Regions from separate parts of the Homo sapiens genome. Here region 2 is linked to region 1. A link is a loop called in an ENCODE intact Hi-C map of the cell type or tissue named here. Cell type or tissue: heart left ventricle. All regions are shown on one strand. Each heading gives the region's core, and the rest is flanking DNA. Links, peaks and the distances in the headings are about the cores only.

Region 1 (10,529 bases), core at 1,188-9,187:
TGATTACTGTTTTAAGTCCTTTTAATCTATAGGTTTTTCTGTTTTCCTTTCTTATTTTTGAACAGGGTGTCATTCTGTCACCCAGGGTAGAGTGCAGTGGTCTGGTCATAACCCACTGCAGCCTCCAATTCCTGGGCTTACATAATCCTCCCTCTTCAGCCTCCTGAGTAACTGGGACTACAGGTGTGTGCCATCAATCCTGGCTAATTTTTAAAAAATTTTTAATGTTTTATAGAGATGGGGTCTCGCTAGGTTTCCTAGGCTGGTCTCAAACTCTTGGCCCCAAGGGATTCTTCTGCCTCAGCCTCCTAAATTTTTAGAAATTTGGTTTTATGAGGCAATGCCCAGATTATGGGGTAATGTGCTCACTCAATAAACACTCATGAAATAAAAACCTTTCATGATAAAAATTCTGAAGTGCTGGAATTACAGGTGTCAGCCACCACACCCAGCCAAAAGCTCTTGTTTCTCTTTTACCTATTACTTCTTTAATGCTTTTCCTTTATTTACGTAGATCTGAGTTTCTGACCTCTATTATATTCTTCTCTATAAATTACTTCTTTTAACATTTTTTTTTCTTTGAGACGGAGTTTCACTCTTGTCGCCCAGGCTGGAGTGCAATGGCACGATCTTGGCTCACTGCAACCTCTGCCTCCTGGGTTCAAGCAATTCACGTGCCTCAGCCTCCTAGGTAGCTAGGATTACCTGTGTATGCCACCACGCGCAGCTAATGTTTTTGTATTTTTAGTAGAGACAGGATTTCACTATGTTGGAGAGTCTGGTCTTGAACTCCTGGCCTCTAGTGATTCGCCCATCTACCATAGTGCTGGGTTTACAGGCATGAGCCACCACACACAGTCCTGAAGCAGCTTTTCAGGTTAACTTTAGAATGCCTTTGGCCAAGAGGAGGGGTCCCTTCAGATGGATGGGGGTGGTTATTTTTGGCTTACAAGCACTTGCTGGGTTTGTTTGGAGAGTCAACAGTTGACAGTAGCATCAATATTAATGGTTATATTACTTTTTTATTTTTTTGAGATGGAGTTTCACTCTTGTTGCCCAGGCTGGAGTGCAATGGCATGATCTCAGCTCAGTGCAACCTCTGCCTCCTGGGTTCAAGTAATCCTCCTGTCTCTGCCTCCCAAGTAGCTGAAATTACAGGCGCCTGCCACCACGCCCAGCTAATTTTTGTATTTTCAGTAGAGACAGGGTTTTGCCATGTTGGCCAGGCTGGTCTCAAACTCCTGACCTCAAATGATCCGCCCGCCTTGGCCTCCCAAAGTGCTGGGATTACAGCCGTGAGCCACCACGTCCAACCTAAAATTTTTTAATTAATAAAAAAAGAAGAAGATGAGTTGCTGTAAACATTTCATCCATGGTTCAAGGTGCAACCTATATATAAGCTGTTGTCAGGCCAAGTGTGGTGGCTCACACCTGCAATCGCAGAGCTTCGGAAGTCCTAGATGGGAGGATCGCTTGAGCCCAGGAGTTCAAGGCCAGCCTGGACAAGATAGCAAAACCCTCTCTCCACCCCCAAAAAAGAAGATAAATAGGCCAGGCATGGTGATGTGTGACTGTAGACCCTGCTACTAGAGAGGCTGTGGCAGGAGGATGGCTTGAGTCCAGGAGTTCAAGGTTGCAATGAGCTATGATTGCACCACTGCACTCCATCCTGGGTGACAGAGCAAGATCTTGTCTCTGAAAAATAATATATATATTATAGCATATATAATATTTATATTTTAGAGACAGGGTCTCTAAAGTTAAAGGTTAAAATTAAAGGTTAGAGTTCATCTAACCTTCCAAAACCATCTCCCTGGCATTCCTATAACCTCCCCTTTCCATACTTCCAGAGGAATCACACCCATGGAACCAGGAAACCAAACCAGTGCATCTCAATTCATCCTCCTGGGACTGTCAGAAAAGCCGGAGCAGGAAACACTTCTCTTTTCTCTGTTCCTCTGCATGTACCTGGTACAGTCCTGGGGAACCTGCTCATCATCCTGGCCATCAGCATAGACTCCCACTTCCACACCCCCATGTACTTCTTCCTGGCCAACCTGTCCCTGATTGATTTCTGTCTGGCCACCAACACCATCCCCAAGATGCTGGTGAGCCTTCAAACCGGAAGCAAGGCCATCTCTTATCCCTGATAATGCAAACATTCCTGGGCTCTCTATGGGGAAGCTGTGGCCCTGTGCCTGACCCCAAGGCACTGGGAGAGAAAGCCTTTCCTGACCCCAAGGTGTTACAGGAAAGGGGTCCAATCCAAATCCCAAGAGAGGGCTCTTGGATCTCAGGCAAGTCCACAAAGTGAAAACAAGTTTTTAGGAAAGCAAAGGAATAAAAGAATGACTACTCCATAGACAGAGAAGCCCCGAGGGCTGCTGGTTGCCCATTTTCATGGTTATTTCTTGATGATATGCTAAACAAGGGGAGGATTATTCATGCCTCACCTTTTTAGAGCATCTGGGGTAACTTCCTGATGTCGCCATGGCATCTGTAAACTGTCATGGTGTTACTGGTAGAAGGTGTTCAGGTTCTTGGATTCCCAAACAAAGAATTGGACAAAACACACCAACAAAGCAAAAGCAAAAGCAGCCATGAGCCACAGTGCCCGGCCTCAAGCTGACATGATATTAAGCAGAATGGCTTTGAATAATCAAACCTCTGATTTATTTGTGTTACTTTTCTTCCAAGAGAATTAAATTTTAATTTCTCAGGTGAACAAACAGACCTCCAGATGTGGCCCTGCTGTAGATTTCTATAAGTAAGTACACAGGTTGGAAAGACGAAGAAAATCTGCTTTCTGGTGACTATTCTGGTGAATGAAACACAGAATTTGACCGGGGATGGTGGCTCATGCCTGCAATCCCAGAACTTTGGGAGGCCAAGGCAGGTGGATCATTTGAGATCGGGAGTTAGAGACCAGACTGGCCAACATGGTAAAACCGCATCTCTACTAAAATACAAAAATTAACTGGGTGTGGTGGTGGGCATCTGTAATCCCAGTTACTTCGGAGGCTGAGGCAAGAGAATCACTTGAACCCGGGAGTCGAAGATTGCAGTGAGCTGAGATGGTGCCACCACACTCCAGCTTGGGTGACAGAGCAGGACTCTGGCAAAAAAAAAAAAAAAAAGAATGGCCAGGTGGCACGGTGGCTCACACCTGTAATCCCAGCACTTTGGGAGGCAGAGGCAGGCGGATCACCTGAGATCAGGAGTTTCAGACCAGCCTGGCCAAGGTGGTGAAACCCGGTCTCTACTAAAAATACAAAAATTTGCCAGGCGAGGTGGTGCGCACCTATAATCCCACTTACTTGGGAGGCTGAGGCAGGAGAATCACTTGAACCCGGGAGGCGGGGGTTGCAGGGAGCCAAGATCCCACCACTGCACTCCAGCCTGGGCTACAGAGAGAGACTCCATTTCAAAAACAAAGACAAAAACAGAATTTAAGATAATTGGAAGTTGGGAGGATTGCTTGAGACCAAGTTCAAGGCTGTAGTGTGCAATGATTGTGCTTGTGAATAAACACTGTGCTCCAGCCTGGGCAACATAGCAAGACCCTTGTCTCAAAAAAAAAAAATTAAACTAAAAAAATAAAGTAAGCCTGGGCGCAATGGCTCATGCCTGTAATCCCAGCACTTTGGGAGGCTGAGGCGGCTGGATCACGAGGTCAGGAGTTCAAGAGCAGCCTGGCCAAGATGGTGAAACCTCGTCTCTACTAAAAATACAAAAAAATCAGCCAGACATGGTGGTGCACACCTGTAGTCCCAGCTACTCGGGAGGCTGAGGCAGGAGAATCGCTTGAACCTAGGAGGCAGAGGTTGCGGTGAGCCAAGATCACGTCACTACACTCCAGCCTGGGCAACAGAGCGAGACTCCATCTCAAAAAATAAAATACATAAAAAATAAAATAGGCCAGGTGCAGTGGCTCACGCCTGTAATCCCAGCAGTTTGGGAGGCCGAGGCAGGTGGATCACCTGAGGTTGGGAGTTCGAGACCAGCCATGACCAACATGGGGAAACCCCGTCTCTACTAAAAATACAAAATTAGCAGGGCATGGTGGTGCATGCTTATAGTCCCAGCTACTCGGGAGGCTGAGGCAGGAAAACTGCTTGAACCCGGGAGGTGGAGGTTGTGATGAGCCAAGATCATGCCATCGCGCTCCAGCCTGGGCAACAAGAACAAAACTCCATCTCAAAAATAAAAAAATAAATAAATAAACAAATAAATATAAAATAAGATGAGAGTTTGCCATGGAGAGTCCATGATTCTGGTCAGGGCCTTTTTGGAGTAACCAGAAACCATGGGAAAGCGAAACTACAGCTCTCTCTTCTTGCAAGTTCCCTAAACTCTCTTGCCATAGGCACGCAGGTGATTACAGTGCTAATTGACAGAAGGCTGGAATTGCCAGAGACTTGGGAAGTTATTACAACCTGGGGGCTGCTAGAAATTTGGGAAAATCCCTCCCTCTGTATCCAGCTTGAGCTGAAGCATTTATTTAGACCCCTCCCTCCCCTGTGAAATGAGAAATGCCTCAGGCACCAATAAATCTCTTAAGATTCTGTCAGCCAAACAAAAACATCTCCAACTTGCTCTGTGTTAAGAAATAAAGGTTTCCTAAAGTGCTGGCTCTACAGGCATGAGCCACCATGCCCAGCAGAGGTGGGTAGATTGCTTGAGCCCAGGAGGTTAAGACCAGCCTGGGCAACATAGTGAGATCCCATCTCTACCAAAAAAGAAAAAAAAAGTAGCCAGGCCTGGTGGTGTACACCTGTAGTCTCAACTACCTGGGAGGCTGAGGAAAGAGGATCAGCAGAGGCCGGGAGGTCCAGGCTACAATGAGCCATAATTGCACCACTGTACTCCAGCCTGGGTGACAGAGCAAGATGCTGTCTAAAATAATAATAATAATAATAAACTTAAGGCCGGGTGTGGTGGCTCACATCTGTAATCCCAGCACTTTGGGAGGCCGAGGCGGGCAGATTACCTGAGGTCAGCAGTTTGGGACCAGCCTGGCCAACATGGCAAAACTCCATCTCTACTAAAAATACAGAAATTCACCAGGCGTGGTGGCGGGCACCTGTAATCCCAGCTACTCGGCAGGTTGAGGCAGGCGAATCGCTTGAACCCAGGAGGTGGAGGTTGCAATGAGCCAAGATCACACCATTGCACTCCAGCCTGGGCGGCAGAGAGAGACTCCATCTCAAAAAACAACAAAAACCTAGACTTGGGTTACTGCAGTTCCCAATGGAGACACACGAGGGCAGAAGAAACACGCAGCGAGGACGTCTCAGGTGCTCCAGTCCCTCGGGCACTTTTCACAGACAGCATCTCCCGCCTAGCACAGACATTTTGCTTAATCCTGGTCCCTTTCCCCACCTGACCTCAGTGCCTTTTGCCACTGGGGAGCCAGAAGCCTATAGCCCAGGGGCTTCCCAAGTTAAGGCACACTGGGAAAGGGTTGAAAGTGGCCTTACGTTTTCCAAATTTCCCACCCCAGCCCCTGGGCTCGGTGAATATCTTCCCACCTAACCCAGGACTGGGGCCATCTGGTTTCTGTTGTCCACAGAGAGATACTGAAGTTATGCAAGAAAAAGAGAGAGAGAAGACCGGACCTGGTGGTTCACGCCTGTAATCCCAGCACTTTGGGAGTCTGAGGCAGGTGGATCACCTGAAGTCAGGCGTTCAAGACCAGCCTGGCCAACATGACGAAACCCCGTCTCTACTAAAAATACAAAAATTAGTCCAGGCGTGGTGGCTCAAACCTGTAATCCCAGCACTTTGGGAGGCCGAGGCGGGCAGTTCAAGAGGTCAGGAGTTCGAGACCAGCCTGACCAACATGGTGAAACCCTGTCCCTACTAAAAATACAAAAATTAGCTGGACATGGTGGTGCACGCCTGTAATCCCAGCTACTCGGCAGGCTGAGGCAGGAGAATCACTTGAACCTGGGAGGTGGAGGTTGCAGTGAGCCGAGATTGCGCCACTACACTCCAGCCTGGGCGACAGAGCGAGACTCCATCTCAAAAAAAAAAAAAAAAAAAAAAAATTAGCCAGGTATGGTGGTGTGTGACTGTAATGCCAGCTATTTGGGAGGCTGAGGCAGGAGAATTGCTTGAACCCGGGAGGTGGAGATTGTAGTGAGCCGAGATCACACCATTGCACTCCAGCCTGGGCAACAAGAGCAAAACTCCGTCTCAAAAAATAAATAAATAAATAAATAAAAAGAAAAGAAAAATGAAAGAGAGAGACAGAGGGAGCGCTACAGAGAGAGACAGAGACAGAGAGATACTGCAGTTATGCAAGAAAAAGAGAGAGGGAGGGAAAGAGAGACAGAGAGATACTGTGACAGGCCAGGTCTCACTAACACAGGCCTCTCTAACAACTGTTTCAGCACTGACTGCGTGGTTAAGTTAAATATTTAAAGATGATAGCGCCAGTGCCCTTAGACAAAGGCTGGAACGTAACAAAAGCACACCAAGAGTTTTGCCCAGGCCTTTCCTGGGCCTTGAAGCATGACAAGATAATGAAGGAATTCTTAATGGACCTGTTTAGGATTAAACAAGTTTTATTGGGAGTCTGAAGAAACTCTCTAGACTCTAAAATTTAGCAGGAGACAAGATAAGGGTAACTATCCCTGGCACCTGGACCCATCTAGATTAAGTAAATTTACTGAGGCTCAGAGGAAGGTCTTCAGGACTCAGACCTTAGTTACAGATTAGGAGAAGTTAATTGGCCTGGTGCAGTGGCTCACGCCTGTAATCCCAGCAGTTTGGGAGGCCAAGGCAGGCAGATCACTTAAGGCCAGGAGTTCAAGACCAGCTTGGCCAACATGGCGAAACCCCATCTCTACTAAAAATACAAAAATTAACCAGGCATGATGGTGCACGCCTGTAATCCCAGCTACTTGGGAGGCTGAGGCAGGGGAATCGCTTGAACCTGAGAGGTGGGGGTTGCAGTGAGCCGAGATTGTGCCACTGCACTCCAGACTGGGTGACAGAGCAAGACTTCATCTCCAAAAATAAATAAATAAATAAATAAATAAATAAATAAAAATTAAACTACAAGCCAGGCACAGTGGCTCGCACCTGTAATCCCAGCACTTTGGTAGGCCGAGGTGGGGGGATCACCTGAGGTCAGGAGTTTGATACCAGCCTGGCCAACATGGTGAAACCCTGTCTCTACTAAAAATACAATAGCTGGGCATGGTGGTGCACGCCTAGATAATCCCAGCTACTCGGGAGGTTGAGGCAGAAGAATCGCTTGAACCTGGGAGGCAGAGGTTGCGGTGAGCCGAGATAGCGCCACTGCACTCCAACCTGGGTGACAGAGTGAGACTCTGTCTCGAAAATAAATAAAACTACAGCAGCCACAAGCACTGACAGAGTCAAGTATCAGGCACCCACAGGACAAGGTGGGACACAGTGTCTACTCATCTGCAGAGTGGGGACCAGGGCAGGATTGGGAGAAGAGAGCCAGGGTAAGGGGGAAGAAACAATATTGACAGAATAATTCTGAAAGATTCTCCCCGCGGCCTGAAAACTTGGGAGGATAAACTTGGGGGGATGAATAACTCCTCCCTTCTCAGGCCCAGTCCCAAGGTGCAAGGCTACTTGCCCCAGCAGCATGCGCCAGCAAGATAGCAGAAGCAGGAAGAGAGATGGCCGGAAGACATGTACCCTGGCCGGAAGACACGTACCCTGGCCGGAAGACATCTACCCTGGCCGGAAGACATCTACCCTGGCCGGAAGACACCTACCCTGGCCGGAAGACATCTACCCTGGCCGGAAGACATCTACCCTGGCCGGAAGACAGCTACCTTGGCCGGAAGACACCTGCCCTGGCCGGAAGACACGTACCCTGGCTGGAAGACATCTACCCTGGCCGGAAGACACATGCCCCTGAAGATCAAGAGACGGGCCATCCGGGTACCATGTAGCAGTTACGTCAGACTGGGACACTTGCTGTTTACGGGAGACTATAAAACCCCTGCCCCGTCCTCACTTGGGGCTGACGCCATTTTAGGCCTCAGCCGTCTGCACCCAGGTGCACATTAAAACAGCGTGTTGCTCCACACCAGCTCATGTTGTTTGTTGGCTTGCTCTCGGGGTTCGAAACGACACAAGAGCCTTACAAATTCCATGCTTGGCTCACTCGGCATTTCCTTAACAGATGTTCATTCAGTGCCTGCATGCTTGACAAGCCCCAGGTCTGAGAATACAACGGATCAGTGAATGAACCAACATGCAAAAATCCCTGACATTCTAGTGTTAAGAGTCTACAGGTAGAATAAATAAGTAAATTTAAAAAGATGTTAGATCCCTTTTCTTTTTGAGACAGGGTCTTGCTGTGTTGACCAGGCTGGAGTGCAGGGGCACAATCATAGTAAGGGAGGACACCACCCCTCATATTATGCCCAATTTCTGCCTCCAAAGAAAGAAGAAGTAAAAACTAAATGGCAGAAATCAAATCCATAGGCAGACAGCCCGGCACCGCACCCTGGGCCTGGTTAAAGATCGACCCCTGACCTAACCGGTTATGTTATCTATATATTCCAGATACCTCAAGGAAAAGGTAATTATTTGATTCAAGACCTTCAAAACGAGGCCAGGTGTGGTGGCTCACGACTGTCATCTCAGCATTTTGGGAGGCCAATGCAGTAGGATCACTTGAGGTCAGGAGTTCGAGACCAGCCTGGGCAACACAGCAAGAACCTGTCTCTTTTGAGTTTTTTTGTTTGTTTGTTTGTTTTGTTTTTGAGATGGAGTTTTGTTCTTGTCGCCCAGGCTGGAGTGCAATGGCATAATTTCGGCTCACTGCAACCTCCACCTCCTGGGTTCAAGTGATTCTCCTGCGTCAGTCTCCTGAGTAGCTGAGACTACAAGCGTGCACCACTACGCCTGGCTAATTTTTTTGTATTTTTAATATAGACGGGGTTTCACCATTTTGGCCAGGCTGGTCTGGAACTCCGGACCTCAGGTGATCCACCCACCTCGGCCTCCTAAAGTACAGAGATTACAGGCATGAGCCACCGCACCCGGCCAAGACCCTGTCTCTGAAAATAATTTTTAAAAATTAGCCGGGTGCCTACAGTCCCAGCTACTCAGGAGGCCAAGGTTGGAGGATCGATTGGGCCCAGGAGTTGGAGGCTACAGTAAACTATGATCGCATCACTGCCCTTCACCTAGGGGCAGAGTGAGACCTTGTCTCAAAGAAGAAAGACCTTCGAAAATGAAACAGGGAACCAGAAGGAGGGCAAGGTGGCAGCCAGGGCAAAATCCCTATGATGAGGGCATGCGGCTATGTGCAAGGAATTGCTCTGAGAATAAAGATGGGGACATTCTAGCCGAGCTAAAGAATGATCCATTTACTTATCATTGTAAGAAAATTGGAGCCGTTCCCAGAGATGACTAAGACCTAGGCCTGCAAAGTGTGAAGCCTGCAGGGAGGTGGGGGAAGGAGGCGAAGAACAAAGAACGCAAGGGGGGCCGAGTGAGTCATGGGCAGTGGGAACGGCGGTGCGGTGCATGGCTGGGTGCAGATAATTACCCTCGGGTAGCAGCCAGGCCCAGGTGGGGTGGGTGTCAGCAGGAGATGGACAGAGACCTCCCTCCGCTTCAGAAAGTAAAACCGGTGTTGCCCCAGCCTGGAACTCCCCCAGGAGAGTTGGAATCCTGCCCATCCCCTCCCCTCTTCCTCCAGTCTTTTCTTCCAGCTCAGGCCTGAGCTTTAAAAATCTTGCTTCCCAGCCACGGCCAAGACACGTCCCTGCCTCCCCCAGCAGAATGCAGATTTCAGGTGTCATTCATGAACTATTTAAGGGTTTCTGGAATGTTAGATTTGCCTGCTAGTCTGGGAGTCTTGGAGGGGGAGACCAGCTGTCACACGTCCTGCCCATGGCCGTGATTGGAGCACCCGGCAAGCTTAGGAGACAATGTTCACATGGACAGACTTTCTCTCTGAATGCCTTTGTCAGAGATGTTTAAACCAGAGTGACTCCATCTTGTGTAGGGGCTGGGTAAAATAAGGCCAAGACCTGCTGGGCTGTGTTCCCAGACAATTAAGGCATTCTAAGTCACAGGATGAGATAGGAGGTCAGCACAAGATGCAGGTCATAAAGACCTTGCTGATAAAACAGGTTGCAAAAAGAAGCCAGTCAAAACCCACCAAAACCAAGATGGCCCCAATAGTGACCTCTGGTTGTCCTCACTGCTACACTCCCATCAGTGTCACTGAGTCAGGAAAACAAGGTCTGGAGGCCAAGAATATAAGGTCGATTCACACTTCACCTATGGCAGGAAGGGCGGAAGCCAAGTCAATGACTGTAACCTTACTTCATCCTCTCCATTTACATAGGGCGTACCCCAAGTAAAGGGTATTTAAACTCCGAAAAATTCTGTAATGGGGACTTTGAGCCCCTATGCTCCAGCCCACTCCCACACTGTGGAGTGTGCTTTCATTCTCAATAAATCCCTGCCTCTGGCTGGGGCGCGGTGGCTCACACCTGTAATCCCAGCACTTTGGGAGG
Region 2 (10,529 bases), core at 1,690-9,689, 810 kb after region 1:
AAAAAAAAAAAAAAAAAAAAAAAAAAAAAAAAAAAAAAAAATAGGGCCAGGCATGGCACAGTGGCTCACGCCTGTAATCCCAGCACTTTGGGAGGCCGAGGCAGGCAAATCACGAGGTCGACAAATCACGAGGTCAGGAGTTTGAGACCAGCCTGGCCAACATGGTGAAACCCCATCTCTACTAAAAATACAAAAAATTAGCTGGGCGTGCTGGCTGGTGCCTGTTATCCCAGCTACTCGGGAGGCTGAGGCAGGAGAATTGCTTGAACCCTGGAGGCGGAGGTCGCAGTGAGCTGAGATTGTGCCACTGTGTTCTAGCCCGGGTGACAGAGCAAGACTGTCTCAGAAAACAAAACAAACAAAAACAGGTTAACAGGAGAGGATACAGATTTACTTAATAGAAGTTTTGCATGGAATAGAAGCCCTCAGAAGAAAATGAATTTGAGAGGTCAAGGCAGGAGGATCCCTTGAGGCCAGGAGTTCAAGACCAGCCTAGGCAACATAGCAAGACCCTTTCTGTACAAAAAATACAAAAATTAGCAGGGTATGGTGGCGTGTGCCTGTAGTCCCAGCTACTCAGGAGGCTGAGGCGGGCGGTGGAGGTTGTGGTGAGCTGAGATCGAGTCACTACACTCCAGCCTGGGTGACAAAGACTCTGTCTGTCTGTGTCTCTCTCTCTCTCTCTCAAAAAAAGAAGGGGCTGGGCATGGTGGCTCATACCTGTAATCCCAGCACTTTGGGAAGCTGAAGCAGGTGGATCACTTGAGGTCAGGAGTTTGAGACCAGCCTGGCCAACATAGCAAAACCCTGTCTCTACTAAAAATACAATAATTGGCCAGGTGTCGTGGCACGAGCCTGTGGTCCCAGCTACTTGAGAGGCTGAGGCAGGAGAATCGCTTGAACCTGGGAGGCAGAGGTTGCAGTGAGCCGAGATCGCGCCACTGCACTCCAGCCTGGGCAATACAGCGAGACTCAGTCTCAAAAAAAAAAAAAGGAAAAAAAACAAAGGTTAATTTTATGCCGTGTGAGTTTCACCTTAATAATAAAAACAAAGGAGGGAAAAATGCATCAACCTATTTGTGTGCTGATAGGAATGCTCCAGGGGTGCGGGGAGGTTGTTGAGGTAGGTGCTTGTCTAGGCCCATGAAGGGGTGGAGGAGTTGGTGGAGAAGGGGGCGTGGTTTTGCTGCATCCAGGGCAAATTGATTCTCACAGGGCAAGAGGAAGAGCCACTGCGTCTGGGTCCTGATGCAGGTCTGCAGGTTGATGGAGGGCAGTGGCTCTGGAAGGTCTCTCCTGCTGATTTCTGTTTTCTCAGAGATGCCACCTGGTCTGTGACAAAGATTGGTAAACAGGAGGATGATGTCAGTATTAAGAGGAAATAACAGGCCGGGTGCGGTGGCTGACGTCTGTAATCCCAGCACTTTGGGAGGCCAAGGCTGTCGGATCACTTGAGGTCAGGAGCTCGAGACCAGCCTGACCAACGTGGCGAAATCCCGTCTTTACTAAAAATACAAACATTAGCCAGGCATGGTGGCCTGTGCCTATAATCCCAGCTTCTCAGGAGGCTGAGACAGGAGGATCGCTTGGACCCGGGAAGCGGGTGTTGCAGTGAGCCGAGATCGGCCATTGCACTCCGGCTTAGGAGACAGAGTAAGACTCTGTCTCGGGCGGGGTGGCGGGGGAAACAGGGAATAACAGTAGGGGAAGTTCCTAGTAATGCATGTTTTTCCAAGTCCCAGAAAGAACATAGCGGCAGATGGCAAGTTGCCCCTAGGTGGTGGTCGTTCCCCATGTCCAACACCCAGTCAGCCTCGGGCTAATCCAGGGTCACTGACCATGTGCTTATCTGGCAGTTCTCCCTGGTTTTCATGCATTTTACTTTTGCTTTAACCTTTTCTGTTTCCGATCGAGTGACCATCATTTTTTTTCTACTGTTAAATATACATATCAATACATAATAGAAAAAAATACAAAAAGTACGTAAGTATTATACCTAAAAATAACATAAAATTGACCACTTTAACAATTTTAAAGTGGGCTTCAAAGGTATTCAGTATTTTTACAATGTTGTGCACTCATCACCACCACCCATCTCTAGAACTGTTGTTTGTTTTTGTTCTTGTTTTTTGTTTTTGAGACAGAGTCTCGCTCTGTTGCCTAGGCTGGAGTGCAGTGGTGCTGTGATCTCAGCTCACTGCAACTTCTGCCTCCTGAGTTAGAGTGATTCTCCTGCCTTAGCCTCCCGAGTAGCTGGCATTACAGGCACGTGCCACCACGCCCAGCTAATTTTTTGTATCTTTAGTAGAGATGGGGTTTTCACTATGTTTGCTAGGCTGGTCTTGAACTCCTGACCTTGTGATCCACCTGCCTCAGACTCTCAAAAGTGCTGGGGTTACAGGCGTCAGCCACCATTCCTGGCCAAGAAATCTTTTTTGTTTGTGAGATGGGGTCTCATTATGTTGCCCAGGCTGGTCTCAAGCTCCTAGCCTCAAGTCATCCACCTGCCTTGGCCTCCCAAAGGGCTGGGATGATAGAATTTAGCCACAGTGCCTGGCCTCCTCTTTTTTTTTTTTTTTTTTTTTTTTTTTTTTTGAGATGGAGTTGTGCTCGGTCATCCAACCTGGAGTGCTGGAGTGCAGTGGTGTGATCTTGGCTCACTGCAACCTCCACCTCCCAGGTTCAAGCAATTCTTCTGTCTCAGCCTCCTGTAGCTGGGACAACAGGTGCATGCTACCATGCCTGGCTAATTTTTGTATTTTTAGTAGAGATTCGAGATGGGGTTTCACCATATTGGTTAGGCTGGTCTCGAACTCCTGACCTCAGGTGATCGACTGGCCTTGGCCTCTCAAGTGCTGGGATTACAGGCATGAGCCATTGTGCCCGGCCACATCTGTTTTTATCAAAGTGAAATTCATATAACATAAAATTAACCATTGTGAAGTGAATGATTCAGTGGCATTTGGTACATTCACAGTGCAGTGCAACCATATCTATCTACTGCCAGAATATTTTCATGACCCCAAAAGGAAGCCCTGTACTCATTTTGGTGACTCACACATGTAATCCTAGTGCTTGGGAGGCCGAGGTGGGAGGATGGTTTGAGGCTAGGAGATTCAGATCATCCTGGACAACATAGCAAGGCCTAATCTCTACCAAAAATAAAAAAATTAGCTGGGTGTGGTTGTGTGCACCTGTCATCCTAGCTACTGGGAAGACTGAGGCAGGAGGATTGCTTGAGCCCAAGTGTTGGAAGCTGCAGTGATCTGTGATCACACCACTGCATTCCAGCCTGGGCAACAGAGCAAAACCCTGTCTCCAAAATAAAAAATTTAAAAATAAAAGAAATTGGATATTCTCCCCCTTTCCCTCTTTTTTTTCCCTCCCCCTCTTCTTGGTATCAGCCTGAATTAGATGAGAAATAACTGTTACTTGAAATGTTGATAAAACTTGATTGGGGCCGGGCACGGTGGCTCACGCCTGTAATCCCAGCACTTTGGGAGGCCGAGGCGGGCAGATCACGAGGTCAGGAGATCGAGACCATCCTGGCTAACATGGTGAAACCCCATTTCTACTAAAAATAGAAAAAAATTAGCCAGGCGTGGTGGCGGACGCCTGTAGTCGCAGCTTCTCGGGAGGCTGAGGCAGGAGAATGGCGTGAACCTGGGAGGCGGAGCTTGCAGTGAGCAGAGATCGCGCCGCTGCACTCCAGCCTGGGCGACGGAGCGAGACGCTGTCTCAAAAAAAAAAAAAGCAAGACTCCGTCTAAAAAAAAAAAAAAAAAAAAAAACCCCAAAAACTTTGGTTGAAAAATCCTCTGGGTTTTGTCCTTTAGCGGAAGGTAGTTTGTTTCTTCCCTTCCCCTTCCCTTCCTCTCTTTCTCTCATTTTTTTCTTTCAACAGGGTCTCCCTCTGTCAACCAGGCTGGAGTGCAGTGGCACCATCATGACTCACTATAGCCTTGACCTCCTGGGTTCAAGCGATCCTTCAGCCTCAGCCTCTCGAGTAGTGGGGACTACAGGCACACACCACCATATCCAGCTAATTTTTATTTATTTTTATTTTTTAAATTTTAGATGGAGTCTTCCTCTGTCGCCAAGGCTGGAGTGCAGTAGCGCAATCTCGGCTCACTGCAAGCTCCGCCTCCCGGGTTCAGGCCATTCTCCTGCCTCAGCCTCCCGAGTAGCTGGGACTACAGGTGCCCGCCACCACGCCCAACTAATTTTTTGTATTTTTAGTAGAGACAGGGTTTCACCATGTTAGCCAGGATGGTCTCGATCTCTTGACCTTGTGATCCACCCACCTCGGCCTCCCAAAGTGGTGGGATTACAGGTGTGAGCCACCGCGCCCGGCCTAATTTTTAAATTGTTTTGTAGAGACCAGGTTTCGCTATGTTGACCAGATGGGTCTTAAACACCTGGGTTCAAGTGATCTGTCTACCTTAGCCTCCCAAAATGTTGGGATCACAGGCATGAACCATATTGTCTGCCCCCTCCCCCAAGTTATTTCCATTTCATTAATATTTATGGATTTAGTAAAGTTTTTTGGTACCTCTTGGTGCAAGTTTTGCATTTTATATTTTTCCATAAAGGTATTCTTTTCATCTTCATCTTTTCTTTTAGTTTTGAGACGGAGTTTCGCTCATGTTGCCCAGACTGGAGTGCAATGGCGTGATCACAGCTTACTGCAACCTCCGCCTCCTGGGTTCCAGTGATTTTTCTGCCTCAGCCTCCCAAGTAGGTGGGACTACAGGCGGGCACCAGCAGGCCTGGCTAATTTTTTCAGATGGAGTCTCACTCTGTCGCTCAGGCTGGAGTGCAGTGGCACGATCTTGGCTCACTGCAAGCTCCACCTCCTGGGTTCACACCATTCTCCTGCCTCAGCGTCCTGAGTAGCTGGGACTACAGGTGCCCACCATCAGGCCTGGCTAATTTTTTGTATTTTTTAGTATACACGGGGTTTCACTGCATTAGCCAGGGTGGTCTCGATCTCTTGAGCTTGTGATCTGTCCTCCTCAACCTCCCAAAGTGCTGGAATTACAGGCATGAGCCACCCTGCCCCGCCAGTTTTTGTATTTTTAGCAGAGATGGGGTCTTGACATGTTGGCCAGGCTGGTCTTGAACTCCTGGGCTGAAGCGATCCACCTGCCTTAGCCTCCCAAAGTGCTGAGATTACTGGCGTGAGCCACTGTGCCTGGCATATACCCACTTTTAATCGCATGCAGATTAAGGGGCAGTTTATGTAGAAACTTTTAGGGAAGGGGGTACTAATCATTGGGGCATTGCCTGGAAAGGGGCAGTAATTCCTTGATGTTAGCATGGTAATGTGAAATTGACACGGCACACTGGCAGGCATGTCTCATCGAAAGCTGCTTCCCCCTCCCTTTTCCTTCACCTGTTTTAGCTAGTCCTCAATATGGTCTGGTGTCTGAGCCCCACCTCTGAAGTCAAATCTTATCTTCTACCTCACTAGGACTTGCCTAGGAGTTGCACTGATAGCCTAGACTGACTTTCAAATTTACTTAGAGACCCAGAGCACTTTAGCCCATGGTGGGTCGCAAAGTTTGCAGGAACTCAAATTCCACTGGGATCCATAATTTCCCTCTTGTTAGGGCTGGTTTAAATGCCCCCTCTATAGGGACCAGCCCTACAGGGCCTGTGGGTTTTTCTCCTCGTGTGTGGAGATGAGAGATCGTAGAAATAAAGACACAAGGCAAAGAGAAGGAAAGACAGCTGGGGCCTGGAGGACCACTACCACCAAGACGCAGAGACCGGTAGTGGCCCTGAATGCCTGGCTGCACTGTTATTTTTTGGATATAAGGCAAGGGGGCAGGGTAAGGAGTGTTGAGCCATCTCCAGTGATAGGTAAGGTCACGTGAGTCATGTGTCTACTGGACAGGGGGCCCTTCCCTGTTTGGTAGCCGAGGCAGAGAGAGGGGACAGCTTATGTCATTATTTCTTGGAGAGGTCAACGGCTTAATACTTTCACTTAATTCTGCTACTGTTTTCTAGAAGGCAGAGCCAGGTGTACAGGGTGGAACATGAAAGTGAAACAGGAGCGTGACCGCTGAAGCACAGCATGACAGAGGCTAGACTGTTAGGCCTCTGGATGGCTGTTGGCAGGTGGGGATGGTGGGGGCTTGACTGATGTCAGGCCTTCCACAAGAGGTGGTGGAGCAGAGTCTTCTCTAACTCCCCCAAGGAAAGGGAGACTCCCTTTCCCGGTCTGCTAAGTAACGGGTGCCTTCCCAGGCGCCGGCATTACCGCTAGACCATGGAGCCCTCTAGTGGCCCTGTCCGGGCATAACAGAGGGCTCGCACTCTTGTCTTCTGGTGTAACTATTTTTATTTTATATATATTTTTTATTTTACTGGAACAACTTGTGCCCTCAGTCTCTTGCCTCGGCACCTGGGTGGCTTGCCGCCCACACCCTCTATGGGTGGGCATCAGCTGAGTGTGGTCGGGTTTTTCTTTCTGCTCTAAAAGGACAGCGCTGGGTTCCATGCCTCACAATTGCTGCCCCCTCCCTCTCCCCAACACACAAAGGCACTCTCCACACCATGCTGCCAGGGGTGGCGGAGAGGTGGTGTCAGAGATTCAGGACTTTCAGTGTGTTTCTTCAGTGTGTCTTTCAGTGATATAAAGTTAAAACCGGGTACTGTGAGTGCTCACCTGATTTTTGGTTCTTCTTTTTTTTTTTTTTTTTTTTTTTTTTTTTTTTTTTTTTTTTTTTTTTTTTTTTCGGAGACAGAGTCTTGCTCTGTCGCCCAGGCTGGAGTGCAGTGGCGCGATCTCGGCTCACTGCAACCTCTGCCTCCCGGGTTCAAGTGATTCTCCTGCCTCAGCCTCCTGAGTAGCTGGAACTACAGGCATGAGCCACTGCTCCCGGCTGGGATTTTTGGTTCTTGGGAAAGTGCTTTTTTGTGTGTAGCTGTTAAATTGGTGTCCTTGTTGGAGGGATGGTTGGTGGAGCCTTCTATTCTGTTATCTTGTGCTGCCTTCTACATCCTGGGTTTTTGATATAGATATGTCATAGACTAATAATGGGCAGTTTTATTCTCTTTATTTCTCCTACTGATATCTTTTTTTGTTTTACGGTTTTTTTTTTTTTAATTGGCGGAATTTCACTCTTGTTGCCTGGGCTGGAATGCAATGGCGTGACCTCGCCTCACTGCAACCTCCGCCACCCAGGTTCAAGTGATTCTCCTGCCTCAGCCTCCCAAGTAGCTGGGATTACAGGCATGCGCCACCACACCCGGCTAATTTTTTTGTATTTTTAGTAGAGATGGGGTGTCTCCATGTTGGTCAGGCTGGTCTCGAACTCCCGACCTCAGGTGATCTGCCTGCCTCGGCCTCCCAAAGTGCTGGGATTAACAGGCGTGAGCCACCGCGCCCGGCCTTTTTTGATTTATTGTTAACTAGAACTCCCAGAATAATTTTGAATAAGGGTGGCGATAGCAGCTATTGTCTTATTTCTTACCTTAAGGGTTATGTACCCAACAATTAAATATGACATTAAATATAACATTTGACATGTATGATGCTTTATTTTTGTTTTTTAGTGTTGGGGCCTTCCACTATTCCTCAGGTTGGAGTGCAGTGGCAAGATCACGGCTCACTGCAGCCTTGAACTCCTGGTTCAAGTGGTCCTCCTGCCTTGAGCTCCTGAGTAGCTGGGACTACAGGCACATACCACCATGCCTGATTTTTAAATTTTGTGCAGAGATGGGGGTCTTGCCATGTTGCCAGGCTGATCTTGAACTCCTGGGCTCAAGTGATCCTCTCCCTTGGTCTCCAGAAGTGCTGGGATTACAGGTATGAGCCACCGCACCTGGCCTGTCTCTATATTTTTTTCTGTGACTTCTTTTATTTTTCTTTATTAATCTTGCCAGATGTTCGTCTGTTAGTCATTCAAATAACTAACTTTTAGGTTTGATGATCCTAATTTTAACACTTATCCTGTTTTTTCTTTTATTGAGCTTATTTTACTGTTCTTTAAAATCTTCTTAAATGCTTAGCTAATTATTTTTGAGCTTTTTCTTTTTTTTTTTTTTTTTTTTTTTTTTTTGAGTCTCACCCTGTTGCCCAGGCTGGAGTACAATGGCACAATCTTGGCTCATTGAAACTTCTGCCTCCTGGGTTCAAGCGATTCTCCTGCCTCAGCCTCCTGAGTAGCTGGGATTACAGGCACGTGCCACCACTGCTGGCTAATTTTTTTTTTTTTTTTTGTATCTTTAGTAGAGACGGGGTTTCACCATGTTGGTCAGACTGATCTCAAACTCCTGACCTCATGATCCACCCCCCTTGGCCTCCCAGAGTGCTGGGATTACAGGTGTGAGCCACCACGCCAGGCTGCTTTTTTTTTTTTTTCGTTTCTAATATAAGCCTGTTAGGCTGCAAACTTCCTCCAAAGGATTGCTTAAGCTACACTCCACAAACATTGACATGTAATATTTTTATATTTTTGCTATTCATCTTTTTTTTTTTTTTTTTTTTTTTGGAGACAAAATCTCACTCTGTTGCCAGGCTGGAGTGCTGGCATGTCTCAGCCTCCCGAGTAGCTGGGATTACAGGCATGTGCCACCACACCCAGCTAATTTTTGTATTTTTAGTAGAGACGGGGTTTCACCATGTTGGCCAGGATGGTCTCGATCTCCTGACCTCGTGATCCGCCCACCTTGACTTCCCAAAGTGCTGGGATTACAGGCGTGAGCCACTGTGCCCGGCCTTTGCTATTCATCTATAGGAGTGTATTTTCTAATCTTCATTATGGGCTCTCTTTCAACCCATGAGGTTCCTATTATTTGTTTTTTTGGAGGAAATGGGAATTATTGGATAGGGAAACACCAGGTAAATGGAATAATTATAATCTTTGCTTCATGAGACACTGTAGTTGATACATACAAATCCCTTTCTTCATGCATTTATTAAGATGAAATTTACATAACGAACCATCTTAAAGTGAACAGTTCAGTGGCATCGAGTGCATTTGCAATGTTGTAGAACCACGACTTTAGTTCCAAAACATTTCCACCGCTGCAAGATAAAACTCCGTACCCATTAAACAGTTTCTTCCTATGCCTTCACCCTGAAGCCCCCGGCAGCTATAAATATACATTTTATTTTTATAGGTTTACCTCTTCTGGATATTTCATATAGGTGGAATCATAAAATGTGTGACCTTTTATGTCTGGGTTCTTACACTGAGCATAATGCTTCCAGGGTTCATTCACATGCAGCATATGTGAGTGCTGTATTCCTTTTCATGGCTGAGTAGTAGTCCATTGTATGGATGGACTACAATTTGTTATTGGACATTTGGGTTGTTTCTATGGTGTTTTTTTCTCCCCCCACCCCTCCAGACAGGGTCTCTCTGTTGCGCAGGCTGGAGTATAGTGGCATGATCATAGCTCACAGCAGTCTTGTACTCCTGGGCTCAGGCAATCCTCTCACTCAACTTCCTGAGTAGCTGGGAGTATACGTGCATGCCACCACACCCTGCTGATTTTTCTATTTTTTTGCAGAGACCATGTCTCACTATGTTGTCCAGGCTGGTCTTGAACTCCTGTGCTCAAGCAATCCTCCCACTTCGACCTCCCAAAGTGTTGGGATTACAGGAGTGAACCATTGTGATCAGCTGTTTCTACCTTTATTGTGACTAGTGCTGCTATGAACATTCATGTGTAAATATTTGAGTACCTGCTTCCAATTCTTTTGGGTCTATTCCTAGGAGTGGAATTGCTGGATCATATAGTAATTCTATTTAATTTCTTGAGGAACCACCAAACGATTTTCCACAGTGATCATTTTACATTTCCACCAGCAGTGAATACAGTTGTTTCATTTTTTCCACATCCTTGCCAACACTTTTTTTTTTTAAGACAGAGTTTCGCTCTTGTTACCCAGGCTGGAGTGTAGTGGCATGATCTTGGCTCCCTGCAACCTCTGCCTCCCAGGTTCAAGTGATTCTCCTGCCTCAGTCTCCCAAGTACCTGGGATTACAGACATGTACCACCATGCCCGGCTAATTTTGTATTTTTAGGAGAGAGGGGTTTCTCCATGTTGGTCAGGCTGGTCTCGAAGTCTCGACCTCAGGTGATCCACCTGCCTCAGCCTCCCAAAGTTTGGGGATTACAGGCATGAGGGGATTACACTGCACCTGGCCAACACTTCTTTTATTATACCCACTCTTGTGGATGTAAAGTGGTTTCTCATTGTGTTTTTGATTTGCATTTTCCTAATGACTAACAATGTTGAATATCTTTTCATGTGCTTATTGGCCATTTCTTTTTGGGAATTTTTTTTTTCTTTTTCTTTTTCCTTTAGATGGAGTCTTGCTCTTGTTGCCCAGGCTGAAGTGCAGTGGCGCGCTCTCAGCTCACTGCAACCTCTGCCTCCCGGGTTCAAGCGATTCTCCTGCCTCAGCCTCCCGAGTAGCTGGGATTACATGCACGTGTCACCATGCCCGGCTAATTTTTGTATTTTTAGTAGAGATGGGTTTCACCATGTTGGCCAGGCTGGTTTCGAAC

What was found. Hi-C counts contacts between places; a loop is a spot of excess contacts. Peaks named below come from ENCODE experiments on the same cell type or tissue, not always from the same donor. Only the 100,000 strongest peaks of a DNase experiment are listed, where the experiment ranks them.
Region 2: it touches region 1 in a loop (8-fold over the local background); 4 of 110 quality-filtered maps call a loop at or near these places.

The regions. Positions count from the first base shown.
Region 1 is chr19:9,074,733-9,085,261 of GRCh38, reverse strand. It overlaps the pseudogene OR1M4P. Among named protein-coding and RNA genes, the nearest start is that of OR1M1, 7.1 kb to the left of the region's middle. RefSeq lists an enhancer at 10,274-10,529. In heart left ventricle, for the core only: a CTCF peak has its summit at 5,258; no DNase peak of the experiment used is centred there; H3K27me3 peaks cover 805 bases.
Region 2 is chr19:8,264,834-8,275,362 of GRCh38, reverse strand. No RefSeq gene overlaps it. Among named protein-coding and RNA genes, the nearest start is that of CD320, 38 kb to the left of the region's middle. RefSeq lists an enhancer at 6,058-6,387. In heart left ventricle, for the core only: CTCF peaks have their summits at 6,076 and 6,285 (motif pointing left); a DNase peak (open chromatin) is centred at 6,262; H3K4me3 peaks cover 928 bases.